Linked DNA regions of Homo sapiens: region 1 is linked to region 2. A link is a contact called in ENCODE Hi-C or POLR2A ChIA-PET data. All regions are on one chromosome and are shown on one strand. Each heading gives the region's core, a stretch centred on a gene start or an enhancer-like site at or near the end of the contact. The rest is flanking DNA. Distances are from core to core; before and after follow the strand shown.

What was found. Hi-C counts contacts between places; a loop is a spot of excess contacts on that map. ChIA-PET counts read pairs that join two places held with the same protein, here RNA polymerase II (POLR2A). Pooled maps may share reads with other maps.
Region 1: a loop to region 2 is called in a pooled map, with 2.2 times the contacts of the local background. The contact joins two enhancer-like sites. A Hi-C loop is called at or near these places in 1 of 168 maps with a recorded cell type or tissue (heart left ventricle) and 1 of 50 pooled maps. POLR2A ChIA-PET finds 5 or more read pairs at or near these places in 2 of 52 experiments (MCF 10A and PC-9).

What each region holds. Positions count from the first base shown.
Region 1 is chr9:121,723,850-121,726,549 of GRCh38, reverse strand. All of the region lies in intron 3 of DAB2IP (DAB2 interacting protein), which reads right to left. Among named protein-coding and RNA genes, the nearest start is that of DAB2IP, 74 kb to the right of the region's middle. Within about 2 kb of position 1,414, at least 21 of the 41 ENCODE cell types and tissues checked have a DNase peak (open chromatin) inside an H3K27ac peak, as active enhancers do.
Region 2 is chr9:121,608,571-121,611,270 of GRCh38, reverse strand. It overlaps a transcript of DAB2IP not described here. Among named protein-coding and RNA genes, the nearest start is that of DAB2IP, 42 kb to the left of the region's middle. Within about 2 kb of position 1,295, at least 12 of the 41 ENCODE cell types and tissues checked have a DNase peak (open chromatin) inside an H3K27ac peak, as active enhancers do.

The DNA of each region.
Region 1 (2,700 bases), core at 165-2,664, 120 kb before region 2:
CCATCCTTCAGATGCCAATTGCAAGCCCCGTGTTGGTTTACCAGTGCTTCCCACCGACTGGCTATCAACTGGGTTTCCCATAAACCCCTCTTTGGGTTTGATTAATTTGCTGCAACAGCTCACAGAACTCAGGGAAATATTTACTTCTGTTTGCCAGTTTATTATAAAGGGATACCAATGAAAAGATGCATAGGGAGAGGTATGTGGGCAGGGGCGTGGAGCTTCCATGCCCTCCCTAGGAACCCTCCAGGAACCTCCAAGCATTCAGCTATCTGAAAGCTCCCCAAGCTTTGTCCTTTTGGGTTTTTATAAAAGCTTCATTTCATAGGCATGATTGATTAAAGCACTAGCCATTGGCGACTAACTTAACCTTCAGCCTCTCTCCCTGCCCCAGGGGCTGTGGGGTGGGCTGAAAGTTCTAACCCTCTAATCCTGCCTTGGTCTTTTCTGTGACCCCTTTCTGAAGCCACCTAGGGGCTGCCAGCCATCAGTCAACTCATTAGCAAATAAGTAGACATCACTTTAAAGAATCTAAGGATTTCAGGAGTCGTGTGCCAAGAAACCAAATACTGTATATATTTCCCAGTGTCACACCTTTCCACACCTACCCTTACACACAGCCAAGGACTTGCTTCTAAAATCGCTGATCTATCTAGGTCCCATCTCTTCTTAAAATCCTTCCCAGCTACTTTCAGGATCAAGTCCATACCCTGCTGCCTTCCTGCTACCTTCCCCTCTATTCCTTGCACTCTCCAGGCCCAACACATAGCCGCCCCGTGCCCAGTGATACCCAACTACCTGGCATGCCCAAAAGCCCTTTCCCTCCCTCAAGGGAACCTTCACCTTCACCCTGTGGCCCAACCACCAACTCAGTGGAGCCTTCCTTGAGCGCTGGTAGAGTCCTCACTCCCTTCTCTGTTCACGCACAGACCCTCTAAGGTGAGGTCTGTTGACTCATCTGCATTGTCAGACAGCAGGAGCCCTTGAGGGCAGAGATTGGCGTGACTGTCCCCTACCCCCTGCCCACAGCAGAGCGTACACAGAGGAAGCACACAGGAAACAATGGCTGGAATTTGCTGCACTGGGTACCCCAGGGTCAAAGAGGCCAAATCTAAGGGTGACCCTGGGCAGTGGAGTCTCTTGGAGATAGACCTGACCATAAGCCCCCGAGCCAGGTCAGACCAGGGCCCGCCAATTGGCTCTCCCAACCTGGCTCGTTAGGGGAATATGGACACTGCCAGGCCCAATCTTTCCATGGACGCCTGACAATGGCTGTGTCGAGAATCACAGGAGATGAAGTCATCGCTCCCAGAAATAGGCTGATTAAGAAGACGTGACGACAACGCAAACAGCAAGGCTGGACACACACACACATACACACGCGCGCACACACACTCACTCACCATGTGTTTCTCCACCCTGGGAAGCCGGGCCAGGCCTGAGCTCCTCTGGGAAACAGAAATCGTGCCAGGAACCAAAGCCAGCACAAGAAGCCTGGAGGCGGCTGGTCTTTGGGAGTGGCTGGTGCCGGGGGTGCTCTCCTCAGAGACTGTCTTGCAAGGGTTCCCTGTCCTGACCCTCACTGAAGTCCCCGACCTGCCCCTGGCCCTCTCAGACCCTCATGGTTCACCCCCTCCTTGGCCTCACCCCTCAATCCCCAGGGTAAAATCCTACCCACCTTTTTGGGCCCCCTCCCATTCCTGTCCATCCTAGATTCTGGGGAGGTGGGAGTGTCTACTGGCTGAGACAGGGCTCAGAGGCCACAGACACTGGGCTAAAATCCTGGTTCTGTCCCGCTGCAGCTGTATGACATTGGGCTAGTCAATCCACCTCTTCTTTGAGTCTAGTTTCCCCATCTGTAAAATGTAGACAGCAATGTGTCCACATTATGGGGTACAATTAAATGTTTGTTTGTTCATTCACCAACTTTCTGTCAGGCCCGATTCTAGGTGCCAGAGACACATCAGGGTACAAGACATAAATGTTCTACTTGCATGTGGCGTACAGTCTAGAGTGTGGGAAAAGTACACGAAGTATGTAACAACATCAGGTGAACTCAACAGCTAGAGACAAATGCAGAGCCAGGTCCTGGCTAGAGGATGGGAGGGGGCTGTGTTTGACCGGGTGGTTGGATTCACACTTGAATGAAGTGGGGCAGCAAGCCACACAGGTATCTGAACAAAGAATGTTCCAGGAAGAGAAGAAGAGGGAACAAGGACAAAGATGTATGCTGGAGCACTCGTGGGGCAGGGAACGGGGAGGGGTGGGGGAAGTGCAACTGGAAAGGTAGTCAGGTGCTCCCCATTCAGGGTCCACAGGAAGGAACCTGAGTCATAACAAGTGAGTCCTGGGCAGAGAACTGACTGAAAGGGGAGCAAGTCTAGGGCTCGGTGCAGGGTCCAGTGGGGAGCCATGACGGCAGGGCACACAGCACACAGTGAGGGTGTGTCACCTCAAGCGCCAGCATGAGGGAATCCTCAGTAAACAATCCCCCATGTTGTCCCTGTCACTATCCTCGTTACCATCAACATCCTCATCATCCCCAACATGGGCCCAGGCTCTGCTGCTCCCAAGGCAGAAAGACTGTCAGGCAGACTCTCAGAGAAGCCCTGGGAGGTGGGCAGGGCTCTCTGCCCCATTTGACTGATGATGAAGTACCTTGATCAAGGTCCCCCAGCAGCAGTGGGCAGGGCCAAGGTG
Region 2 (2,700 bases), core at 46-2,545:
CAGGCATGGCAGCTCATGCCTGTAATCCCAACACTTTGGGAGGCTGAGGCAGCCAGATCACTTGAAGTCAGGAGTTCGAGACCAGCCTGGCCAACATGGCAAAATCTAGTTTCTACTAAAAATTACAATTAGCCGGGCGTGGTGGCAGGCACCTGTAATCCCAGCTACTCAGGGGGCTCAGGCAGGAGAATTGCTTGAACCCAGGAAGCAGAGGTTGCAGTGAGCCAAGATTGCACCACTCACTCCAGCATGGGTGATGGAGTGAGACTCTGTCTCAAAAACAAACAAACAAACAAACAAATCTTATGGTCACTCCACTCAAAAGGAAATCCCTTAGCGAGCCCCTGCCTTGAAGATACCTTCTAGGGGAGGATGGGAAAGGAATTACAATCAACATTCACAAAGCCAGTGACCTACAGGGGGTGGAAAGAGATGGGCCCAGGACTGGCGGTCCGTGAAACCATCTTCAAATACGCCCTTCCTCTCATGGAGCCTGCATACCGCTGTACCTGCTCTCCTCTGCGCCCCCCTCTGACTATTCAAGGACAGCACTACTCAAGGACAGTGGGGAGATGGAGAACGATATCAGCGTAGAAAAAGACCCTTCATCCATCACCTTCCCACCCCTCACGTGCTGAATTACACCTGGTTTCTCCATACTTACACTTCCACAATCCCTTAGGAGGTAGCCCTGCAGCTAGAGGGCAGGGCAGCAGAGTGCCTGACACGAGAGGCTTTGGAGTTGGGAAGACCTGCATTCCAACCCTGGCTCTGCCCTTCCCAGCTGGGTGACCTTAGGCAAGTCACTCCTCCTCTCTGGGACTCAGTTTCCTCATCTGCAAAACAGAGGTGAAAACAGGATCTCACAGGTCTATTGTGAGAACTAAATGGGCTGATGAGCCGAGTGGCTGGTCCATGGGAAGTACTCAGAAAGTGTGAGCTGCTAGGTATTATCATTACAGCCCAGAGAGGCCATGCACCGTACTCAGGGTCACACAGCCAATGTGAGGCAGAGCAAATGCTAACACCAGGTTCTGGCTCTGGTCCAAGCTCCTTCCTAACACAGAGCCACTATCCTGGGAAGCTGTGAGATGGCACAGTACAAGTGCTTATCATGGCTCAGCAGCTTCCCCAAGCCCACAGTTCATGAGCCAAGTACAAAGTCCCAACCAAAAGGTTTGTTTTTCTTATACACACACACACACACACACACATACACAAAATCAAGTAGCTCAGAGTGAAAGTTCCCAAACCTTGGCATCCTCCCCTATCCAGAGGTGAGTAGTGATCTCATCCCTGTGACTAAGCCACACCGACGCCAGGAGCCCTCTCTGGGAACCTGCAGGCTTGGCGTTGCTGGCTCCCAGCCCCAGGAGGAGCCAAGGCTGCAAAACTGGGATTCTTGCAGAGCTGGGAATTCTTGGCTCTTGGAGCTGAGAAGCAGGGTGGCTCTGAGAAGTGGGTGATGTTGCAGCCAAGGACCAAGATAGCCCTGGAGATCCAGGTTTGAATCCCAGCTCTGCCAGGAACTTGTCATGAAGTTTTAGGCAAACCCAGGCCTCTATCCCCCTAATTCTAAAATGGATAGATCGCACCAGAAGATTTCCAATGGTCTGTCCAGCTTACATCTTGCTTAGCTCCTGTCCTGCCCACCAGGGGCCTTGGCCTAGCTAGGGAAGGAGCAAAGAGTTAATAAACATACAAGTTAGAGGGCCATGGGCACTAAAATGTACAGAAAAGGTCAGTGTTGCTGGAACAATCAGTGCAGGATGCCTGGAGAAGTTGGGAGCCGAATGGGGGTCCCAAAGCGGGAGGGATGGAAGTGAGAAGTGGAGAAAACTGATCCTGGTGGTCTGGGAGCTTGTCAGTGGCAGGGTGTCAGATGCACTAGACAGCCTGTAAAAGTTTCAATGAGTCAGGTCGGGCTAGAACTTCAGCCACTACCTCCTCCCTGTCACTTAATTCCTCCCACCATGGGGAAGACAGACAGATGGACAACCAGGAGCACCTAGATTAAAAACTAGAAGGCTGGGCGCAGTGCCTCACACCTGTAATCACAGCACTTTGGGAGTTCGAGGCGGACGGAGCACCTGAGGTCGGGAGTTCAAGACCAGCCCGGCCAACATGGCAAAACCCCGTCTCTACTAAAAACACACAAAAAAATAGCTGGCCGTGATGGCACACACCTGTAGTCCCAGCTACCAGGGAGGCTGAGGCAGGAGAATCGCTTGAACCTGGGATGCAGAGGTTGCAGTGAGCCGAGATTGCGCCACTGCACTCTAGCCTGGGCGACAGAGCGAGACGCTGTCTCAAAAACAAACAAACAAACAAACAAACAAACAAAAACTAGAAAAAGCCGAGAAACCTAGTTACAGACTTTGCCCCAGAGGGGGCTCCTCCCCAAACCAAGAGGCAGCAGAAAACGGGGTGCTCCCCCTAGCACGATGCAAGGTTCCATAAGGAGAGGTCAGGATGGACAGGTGTCTTCTGAGGGTTTAAAAAATATATATTCTGTCAAACACCATAAAGTAATACCTACAGCAAAGCCAGTTAGCACATCATTGCAATGCATGGTTGTTACAGCAGGAAGCTACTGTGCTCTGTAATCCTCAATGGCTCCCTATTGCCTACAGCTTTATGTTCACTATCCTTATCATAGCATTCTAGGTCCTCGATTTGGGGTCCTGATGGTACTTTTCT